Regions from separate parts of the Mus musculus genome. Here region 1 is linked to region 2. The links are chromatin loops, found by intact Hi-C in ENCODE. Cell type or tissue: heart. All regions are shown on one strand. Links, peaks and the distances in the headings refer to the core of each region. The heading gives the core; the rest is flanking DNA. Region 1 has its middle 110 kb from the start of Slc5a12. Region 2 has its middle 32 kb from the start of Slc5a12.

Region 1 (5,391 bases), core at 89-5,088, 78 kb after region 2:
ACCTGTGAACTCAACTTTGGATGTATTAAAGTAGCAGCAGTTGGTTTTGCATCTAAAATAGACCAACATATGTTCTTTCTTTGAGGCCACGACTGTGAAAAGTGAGCTTTCTTTTCCATTTTACTGACCATGAACACACGAGGAATTTGACATGACTCGACACTGAACGCATTCATATCCTTTACTCACTGAGAAAAATTGAATTACAAAGAAATTTGTTCTATGGGGAGGGGTTCTGTAACCTAAAACTTTTCTCTTCTTTCCTTCTCTGTTTAAAAGCAGAATGCATTGTTTTATTATAGTGTTATCTAACATGTAAACTTTACTGCTTTACCTACAATGAAGACTGCTTTTTAAAACAATATAAAATAGAATAAGATATATTTGCACAAAGGACAAATTCTCTAAGGAACAGAACCTGTTCACAGTAATGTGTAAAGAGCTTAGAGATACACATTTGAAGCTTCCCAACATAAAGAAAAGATTGGATGTGTTAGGGAATGCGAACTACCTATGACTTTAATTCCATCTACCCTGTGCTGTGTATATGAATCATCCTATAAATATGGGTAATTGTGCATCCATTAAGACATTTAAGTCTACAGTTGAAAATATTTAAAGTATATTTAAAATTTTACAAAACCAAGAATTTCTGGTATCAATACGAGACCCTTTGTGATATCTACTATATCACTATGGTTCATTAAAATTTTGAGAAAAAAAGATTTTCCTTCGTCTCAAAAATATTATTATTACGAATATCCTAATTCCAATGATCTTTTTACTGGCACTGGAGATCAGTGAGGATACGGCAGTAAAGTCAGGTTCTATTTTTTTTAAACTATGCACTCTCATGCTGACTCACTACAGAAAGTCAGTCTTAAGAATGAGAGAGTAAGGCCACAGAGAGGGATGTGCCAGTTTTATTGAGACAAGGCTGTTCAAAACTCTCTGTGAAGCGGTGACTGTTCAGCTGAAGAAAGAGCTAAATAATCAAAAAGAACATAAAATGTGTGTTCTGTTAAAAAATTTAAAAATAGAAAAAAAAATTTCCTACCTGAAAGAAAGCAAGGAAGGACCATTGAAAGGTTAAAGGAAAAATGACAGCCAACTATATATGCTTCCAACGTGCTCCTAACATAAAAAATAAAATAAAATAAAATAAAATAAAATAAAATAAAATAAAATAAAATACCTGTACTTATTCTATGGCAATAAAGACTTCTCTCTTAGAGCACTGAAGGAATTTGATTTCGTTTTGTAGATGTTTCTGGGAGAAACCTACTTGTCCCGAACACTTTGTCCTCTTTGTTTTGTTTTGTCTTGCTGCCTTCTTTCACTGTTGGATCTCTGAGCAAACATTCCAGTTTGTCACCATGTCAATAGCCAAATCGGGCTGATGATGAGAACAGTGTGCTATATTAGTAAAAGAAAAACAAGGTTGTAAACCCCGCTTCAAAGTCTTCATGTTGCTCTTGGCCATAGCTGGGAAAGGGCTTGACGCAGTCAAGCAAGGAAAAAAAAAAAAAAAAAAAAAAAACAGTGCAAACGGTGCTTCAAGATCAGTGATGGGAGCCCAGTTAGCCGTGACATAGACTTTAAGACTAGTCTCTGAAAGGGTAACACATAGTCCATATTGTGCAAACATGCATGAAACGAACAAACACTGGAAGAGAACAAACACTCCCTCCTTTCCACCGTTCTGACTCAAATAAATTTCTATTTCTCTTATTTGTATGTCCTTAGCTATGCGTTGTAGATTAACTAGGAAAATCCACCACATGGACAAGAACAAAGGAAGAATTTTTTTTAAACCATACCCTGCTTCTCCAAGCTTAAAATGTTAGTAGTCCCATCTCTCCATATAAATAATACAATGTAGGCAATGCTGATGTTAGGCAGCCGACAGGTGAGCATCTGTTGATCTTGACGTTTACTTTGTGTCCTTATGAAGTGCAGATTGTTTTGCCATGTAATGCCTTCTTCTGAAAAATACAAATAACTGTTATATTTCATAATGTTGCATAAAGTGTCACTTAGGTGATATAATCAAGGTCAGTATCTGATGAATGTCAGCACAGACTTTTAAGCCCGAGTAAATTAAACACTAAGGACAAGATGGATTGTCTATGAGGACTCACTAAGTAGAGCAAGGCCTTACGCATTTCTAGCATTCATTTGATTTGATTCACTGTGGATGCCATTACTAAATATTTTGCCTCTCACTGCAGCTGCAGTCCAATGTTATATTGATATCTCTTATTTATGGCCTCAATAAATATTGAGGAGGACTCACATTGTTCTGAGAAGAATGTATATGATGCTTTTCTGGGACTTTGGACGTGGACCTTCTGTGAACATAACTCTTGGTGCTGATTAATGGTTCCTCCTGATTTATCTGGGCAGTCCACCTGCTGGAACACTGCAATCCCTGCTGAGGCTCAATCTCAGGGCAGTTCTGTCTCACTTTCTCTTGGAGAAGAGTGCACCGGGCAAGGGCATGTCAGATTTTTTAAAAAGAAGGGTTGTTAACAGGAGTGGTTTGCTGAAATAAAGTAGGGCTCCTGAGAGCAGACCTGGGTGTGTCCCGCAGACAGTGGCTTTGCCTTGGAGCAGCCACCAAGGCCTTATGTAACAGAGGGCCTGCTTGACTCCAGCAGGAAACCCAAGTCCAGACGACACCCTGGCTCCAGGCTGCTGCCAGGTAGCAGCTGACTGTCTCCTTTCTTCTCTGTTCCCCATGCGAATGACCCAGAACAGCTTTTCCCCTCACAGCCTGAATTCATTAGATTTATTTTCTCCCAGCCGTGCTGTGGAGGTTGAATTGCCCTCATTCATAAGCTGACTCCAGACCTAGAGAAAGAGACAGCAGGATCCAGCTATTGCACCTAATAAAATGTGTTCAGTGGAAATCACAAGAGATGACTGGATGAAAAATTCTAAGTTATAAGGAGCCTGAGGAACCTGCGCTGGGAAGCCAACACTCTTCACAAGGTTTGATGTGTAAAAATGCTCTGGGCTTCACCTTTAAGCAAATCATGAGCCTTCTCACCCCTGATCACCAGTTCCTTCTGGATTTCCCAAGATTCCAAAGGGGCTTCTCTCAAGACAAACCCTGAACTTTTAAAAGAAGGTAGTTGGAGCTTAAAGACAGAGCAGATGGAAGGCCGTGGGTTTGATCTGCAGCTCCAGTGCCTTTTCCGGCGTTACTGCCTCCCAGTCTTGATTACAGTGCAGCTGGTAATTAGCCCTGTCAAGAACTTCGTTTGTCATTAGACACTTCGCACATTGCTACTGTGGTTTAGTTTCCAACACAGCATGTTCTACTCAGATTTATGTTTTAAAGATTCAAGATTAACTATTATATCATAATTTAGTCAATTAAATAAAACAATTGTATAAAACTGTCCTGTCTGCCCACCTCCCTTCTGGGCTTCTGTCCAGGTCAAGCTGCAGAATGTGCCTATGAACACAGTAAGGCTTTGCATGGGAGTCCTAATGGGTCCTCTGTTGAAAATCTGATTTGAGCCATATTTCTACTTAAAGATGCCTCTTATTTTGGGGGGCTGGTGAGAGCAAAATTATAAATAGAACAGAAATGCCTCCTTGATATCGTCTAATCAGCTCTACCATCCTTGATTCCCTACCCCCTCCTGCTATGTTTTACATTACTAGGTAAAGAAGTGAGTTTTACTGTGATGTTTTCATACATACATGCATACATACATTCATATATACGTGTATACATACATACATGCATATCTTGTCCATTTTGTCCAAGTAAACACAGTAGCCTATAGTGTAAATATGTTCCTTAGTTGAATTTTACTAAATGTCTCTGAGTTACAATCCTTCTGTTGTGATGGAGACGGAGGGAGGGAGGGAGGGAGGGAGGGAGGGAGGGAGGGAGGGAGGGAGGGAGGGAGGGAAAACTCTTCCAAGGATATGAACTAAATAAATACCTATTTTAAGTTCCCTTTATCCTTATGTCCACAGCATTTAATCTGAAAGTTTACTTGTTCCTTTTCAGGCTATGTTGTTTCATTTTAGCCTACGTCAAAAGCCATCAGCATTCGATCTGGACCTCTAATTTGCCTCTTAATTTCTCTAAACACTGTTATATGCATCATTTTAAAAAAATAACTTGGTTATCATTATGGGAAAATGTACTTGGTCATATTTTTCCTTTTAAATAGCATTAATAATTTTAATAAAAATGGAAGCAATACGAAATTTAACTCAATATTCTGAGGTCCTCAAGGAAACTAAGTTGACAATGATTATATAAGCATCAATTTGCAGAGCACTGAAATGTAGATAAAGAATGACCTGCAGGAACAAAACCTCTCAAACTTGTAGCCTAGTAGGGAAGATAGACACGGAGTCCAATGAGAACCAAAATGGAAACCCGTCCAAAAGCCATGGAAGAATATGGAAGGACTAGTTCAACTGGAAGGAAATAAGAGCTTTTCTTAAGGAATATTTGAACTAAAAATTTTAAGAGTGGAGTTTTTGGAATGACTTGAGTACTTTAACCTAGCAACTGCACACTGCATAATGCTTTTTTAATGGCAAGTATAATGTTGTAGTTGGGATATACTACTAGAAATATGCAGTGTAAAAGACAATATTGTTATTGAAAGTCATGTTTACTACCTAAGAAATTTAAATGTTTTTTTAAGACTTATTTATTTTATGTGTGAATACACTGTCATTGTCTTCAGACACACCAGAAGAGGGCATCAGATCCCATTACAGATGGATGTAAGCCACCATGTGTTTACTAGGAATTGAATTTAGGACCTCTGGAAGAGCAGTCAGTGCTCTTAACATCTAAGCCATCTCTCCAGCCCCAGAAGTTTGAGCTTTTTGTGTACACTAATAAAATCATTGTGGATTGTAAGCAGGGGAGATCATAACAATGTATATTAGAGGGACTCCTCTGTTAGCAAACTCCTATTGAAAACTAATAAAGTCCATAGCAAGATGACTGTGTTTTCTCCAACTAAAGCCCAAGGTAACGAGGCAATAGCAGTCTGGTGATTATAAAGTGGCAGACAGAAGGAACAGGTGGCAAGGACAACAGGACTTAGTGTTTCCAAAAAGTATGGCTAGTGCCAGAGAAGGAAAAGTTCAACATTAATCTAAAAGGTTTAGTGTTTTCAAAGAAGACTAAGTATGCAACAGTGCAACCCGAAGCATGGATAACCTATGAGTTGGTTTCGCATTAAAAAAAAAATAGTGTAGAGCCAAATCTTTCCCAATTTGGGGCAGTTCTGTGTCGTCAGATCATAATGTCCTAATCTAAGAAATAACAGCACAGCCCAGGCTGCAGTTATCGCCTGGGGCTGCTCTGACATTCTTCAAGGTTATGTATGTGGCTTTATTTTC
Region 2 (5,391 bases), core at 313-5,312:
CATGGAGGTTTGAATAACCTTGCTCTAAAGAGTCATACCCAGATGATAACTTAAATGTAGAAGTCAATGCCAACTGGATAAAAGTGGAGAATAAATAATAAGGAAGGCTGCCCAGAGAAGCAAGTATGTTCAGAAGTATGGAGGTGAGAGACAAGATGGCTGATTTGAGTGCTTTATAGTGGAATGTCGTTGAAAAGGGTGAGATAGTGTCTGTCATCTGTGCAGCCAGCAAACAGAGCCATGCAAGGGAGATGGAATTTTTACAACATTCACAATGAGAAGGAAGGAAATGCATCATCTGATCTATCTCTTTTGTTCTTTTTTGATTTTCTTTTACTTATTTACTTTATATTCTGCTCACTGCCCCCGTCCTGGTCACCCCCTCCCACAATTCTTTCCCCAACTCCATCCCCCTCCCCTTCTCCTATGAGCAGGTGACCCCTCCCATGTATCTCCCTGCACCCTGGCACTTCAAGTCTTTATGATGCTAGGTGTTTCCTCTCCCATTGAAGACACACAGGGCAGCCCTGCTAGGAGAACATATCCCACATACAGGAAACAGCTTTTGGGATGGCCCCTGCTCCAATTGTTTGGCATCCACATGAAAACAAAGCTGCACATCTGCTACATATGAGCAAGGAAACCTTGGTCCAGTCCTTATACGTTCTTTGGTAATTGGTTAAGATCTGAAAGACCCAAGGCTCCAGGTTAGTTGACTCTCTTGTTCTATCCCATTTGGAGCCTCAATCCTTCCCTCTATTCTATAGAGTCCCCAAGCTCCATCCACTCTTTGGCTGTGGGTGTCTATACTTGTCTGAGTCAGCTCTGAGAGACAGTTGCTGTCCTCTCAGAGGACAAATTGATACCGACTGTTAGCATAAAAGAGTATCATTAATAGTGTTAGGGATTGGTGCTTGCCCATGGGAGGGGTCTCAGATTGTGCCTGTTATTGGTTGGCCAGTCCCTCAGTCTCACTCCATCCCGCATGCCTGAATTTCTTGTAGATGGGACAAATAATTGGGTTGAAATTTTTTTGGGTGGCTTAGTGTCTCTATCACTCCACTGGGGTTCCTGCCTGGCTACAGGGGTGACCTCTTCAGGTTCCATATCCTCATTGTAGTGAGTTACAGTCAAAGTCACCCACATTGATTCTTGGGTGCCTCCCTTATCCCAGCTCTCTGTCTCATCCTGGAGATGCCCCCCCACACACACTACCCCCCGCCACCTTCTCACATCCATTAGTTGCAGATTTCCATTATTGTAAAACTTTTGAATGCCACTAGGGACAAATTATAATCACTTGGGCAACAAAGAAATAGCAAGCTACCATGAGAAGAACACAGAAGCAAATCAGCTAGTTCAAAGGTCCCTGTGTACAATGAGTACACAACCCGCCATTCATCTTATATACCTACAGCACATTTCTGAGCCTTGACTGTGCTGTGAAATGTGCTACATACATACTAATAAATAATTTACCTTTTAGTTTATCAAGGATAAAAATTGGAGGTTAATGAGAATAATCATCCCTTTATTGTTGTTGATATTAATACCACTTCTGCTATTGTTTCTACTTCTCCATGATTCCCCATAGTCCTCTCCTTTAACACCCACTCTCTTCTCTCTCTCCTTCTCTCTCTCTCTCTCTCTCTCTCTCTCTCTCTCTCTCTCTCTCTCTCTCTCTCTCTCTCTCCCCCTCTCTCCCTCCCTCTCTCTCTCTCTCTCTCTCTCTCTCTCTCTCTCTCTCTCTCTCTCTCTGTTGTTTACATCTGATTTTATTTTCAGCCTTCTTTCTGTTGTTCTCTAGAAGATCCTGAAAACAAAGTGACACACTGGCTTAGAGTGTTGTCTGAAGTACTTCTACTGACATTGATCTCTCTGCTCACCTCTAATGTTTGGACAATTCTTGATCTTTAACCCTTGGTTTTGTTCTATTTTCAAATAGACTCATTCTTTGGAATGCTTTTCCACTCTTATAGTTTCAAGTAATGGCATGCTCTTGGTATAGTATCATTTTTTTTTTATGTTTCCCATTGAGTTCTTGTATCAGAGTCACATTATCAAAGCCAAAGAAAGACAGAAAGGAAGAATGGCTCTGTAGAGCGAAAGTTTGAAAGAAGTAGAGAAGCGAACAAAACACAACTTTATTACTTTTCTTTTTCCTTTCTTATTTTCCCTAAGTTTTTAGGGATGAGGAATTTTTGACTACTTTTTGCTTGCTTGATAAGGAATGAATTAACAAGAACAAGAGGATAAACATAACTGAAAAGACAAACGACCAGACTATTTTAGAAAGTCTGACTTATGTGTGTGATTGCCAAAAGAAAGCACAATTCCATGCATTCAAATCAAAAGGGCAGGAGGGTTGGTGGTCAGCTGCACAGAACAGCTGGGTTCTTAGGATCTGTGCTGAGACTGTAGTTGTTTCTGGAACATGAAACTTGAAGGTACTGGTGACAGTTGGTGAGTATAATGCTTTCTATGTCACTGGGACCCATATTAGGATAGATCAGAAGCATTTTTGAGAATTTTACATTTTTAGTAATCCAATTACTGGTTGTTTTATTAAGGGACCACCCCTCACTGAAAAGTGATGCCCAGAAACCTTCAGGTCATCGTGTTTTTCTCACATGCTGGAAAAAACAAATGAATAGAGGAATACTTGTGTTCCAGACATTTTTTTTTAACTCTAAGACATCTTTATAATATCTTTTCTACTAGCTTAATTAATACCTAGTCTGTATGTGGTCAGGCTTTCTCTCACTTGGGGAATGTCCTCTGAATGCAGCAAATGTGTACAGTAAGGACCTGCACAGTCTCAAGACAGTAAGTCTTTCAGAAAAGTTAGTGGCAAAGCTGACAGAAATGAACCACACTAATACAATGATCCTTTCTTCTAAGAAAGACATAAAACCGCTTGCAAGACTCCAGTCTGCTCTAATACATCAACAGGATTTGTACTCTTAACTCTTGAAGTCAGAAACAAATGTCATGTGACCAGTTGCAATTTATGAGGAAAATTAAGCTGACAGTTGAAGCACGAGCTAAATGACCACAAGGGGGCAGTCTGTTCATGTTTAATTTCGGGATAGTATCCCTGGACTCAGCTGAGTCTTGTTTTTAAAGATGGGGAGAACTGAACAAAGTAGAAATTCAAAGACCACAGATGTGAGAGAAGTAATTTACTTCCCCTTAAGTTTGTTTGCTTTTATTTAAATCAATTTTCATGTGTTTGTGTTCTCTCTGTGTATGTGGTGTGTTGTGTGTGTATGTGTGTGTGTGTGTTAGTATATGGTGTGATATACGTGTGATGGTTATATGTGTATGTGTCTATGATGTATGTGTGAGTGAAGAGTCTGTGGTGAGTATTTATTTATGTGGTATGTGTACATGTGTGTGTGTGTGAGAGAGAGGGGGGGAGACAAAGAGAGAGATGTGTGTATATGTACGTTTGTGGTAAGTGTAAGCTCTATATTTGTCTATGTCTTGTGTCTATGAGTCATATTGTAGTATGTGTGCATGTGTGTACATGTGCATATGTGTCTATGTATATAGTGTATAGTGTGTGTGTATTGTGTGTGTGTATTGTGTGTGTGTGTGTGTGTGTATTGTTTCTTTCTTTCTTTCTTTTTTCTGAAAAGAGCTAAAAGCACAACTGATTTACAGAGCCTATAAGTCTGTCTGGGCTGATTGAGCCTGGGAGATCTCAGCCTACAATGAGACTAAGTTTTCAGTCAAGAAGGGAAGCTGAACAAGCTGTCTTCTGATCACAGCTGTCACTTCAACTTGGAGTCCTGTTGCTTTTCACCAAAAACCTTCCCTTCCGGTGTGTGTTTGCTTCCTTTGTGGTTTTAAGGAATTGGAATCTTACCTTAGCCTTGAGTTGTTTTAAATCTCAATTCAATTTTCTCATTTAGCATAATTCTAATGATTTTACTGTATACTTTACATTATTTATTTTACTAAGAAGATGGCAAAGACAAAATAACTGCATTTAATAGATGCAGCTGGTAGGCGTTTTTTAATTTTTTTTAAAGCACGGAATCTTAGGTGTAATGTGTACTAAATGAGGACAGATTTTAAACCATAGCAAATCAAAGGAGCAGCACAAAGCAGCACAATAAGCTCGCCCACACCGAAGACAGCTTTCTGCTTTACAAAATGCCACAAATCAGGAGAATTACTTTGTGAAATGGGAATTGTCCCACATATAGATTTTTCTGTAATTAAACAACTTAACAGTGTATTATATACATTTTCTATATAAAAATATCTGACACAAATGTAAACAGTTTTACAGTGCTCAGTTGTGTCCTTGTGCCACACCAGTTTTATCAAGTACCCAAACAAGCATGGTTCTTAAAATGCTATAGTCGAATGAACACTTAAAGAGGGAGGTGGGAAAGAAAAGGATAGGGAATGAAATTCACAGAGGATGGAAGACAAGAGACAAAGGAGGAGCTGGGTAAAGGATGCTGGATGAAGGCAGAACGGGGACAGAAGAGACCGAACTGGTCTTCACCATCAGGCTCAGGAGTCCTTTCCTTTTGTGTTAACAACTTTCAGATCATCACCCTGTATCTGCTCTACAGCTAATCTTTTCCATTCTCACCATTGGTTCTATAAAGGAGGAAGAGGAACAAATACCAGTATTGGAGTGATCCTCTCATCTCCATTACAAAGAAAACTGTGTATCTTTTATGTAGAATTAGCCAGAAGACTGAGACTACAAGAATGTTAACAAAAGCAAAATCTTATTTCTACTTCTGGTTCCCTCTGTGAGCTTGAGAAGAAATCATACAGAATGATGCCGGTGAAATGTGGTCAGATGCAAGGGTATAAAATATAACACCCGAATACATGGTTTTCGTATTTAGTATATTCAGACAGTGATGTGTCAGAGTATATATTGAAATAGAACTGCTGTAAGATTAGCGATTTAAGAGTATGGTTAAAGAATAATTTGAGTTTTTACTGGATAGTGTTTAATGTCAAGATATTTATAGTAAGATAATTTTGTAGTAAGATATGTGTGTGTGTGTGTGTGTGTGTGTGGAGAGAGAGAGAGAGAGAGAGAGAGAGAGAGAGAGAGAGAGAGAGAGAGACATACACATGTGCTTGTGTTATAGCCCAGCATGACTTTGAACTCAGTAGTCCCCAGCCTCAGCTTCCCAAGTGCTAGGATAACACATATATTGTTCTTTGATAAATAAAATAAATGGATAAAATGACAACATGCCAGCTATCTGAATATGGGTGGCTCATGAACACAAGGGAAAAGATGATTTCTCCCGAGTAGTGACTGACTGTTGATAGAAGCCATGCCTGTGATCTCCACTGACACTTTCTCCAGAGGCATCAGAAAGCCTTACAGTCTTATGTTTCATTTGA

What was found. Hi-C counts contacts between places; a loop is a spot of excess contacts. Peaks named below come from ENCODE experiments on the same cell type or tissue, not always from the same donor. Only the 100,000 strongest peaks of a DNase experiment are listed, where the experiment ranks them.
Region 1: a loop joins it to region 2, with 2.6 times the contacts of the local background. A loop is called at or near these places in 3 of 42 quality-filtered maps.

The regions. Positions count from the first base shown.
Region 1 is chr2:110,484,260-110,489,650 of GRCm38, reverse strand. No RefSeq gene overlaps it. Among named protein-coding and RNA genes, the nearest start is that of Slc5a12, 110 kb to the left of the region's middle. In heart, for the core only: no CTCF peak of the experiment used is centred there; DNase peaks (open chromatin) are centred at 1,370 and 2,650.
Region 2 is chr2:110,562,870-110,568,260 of GRCm38, reverse strand. No RefSeq gene overlaps it. Among named protein-coding and RNA genes, the nearest start is that of Slc5a12, 32 kb to the left of the region's middle. In heart, for the core only: a CTCF peak has its summit at 3,048 (motif pointing right); no DNase peak of the experiment used is centred there.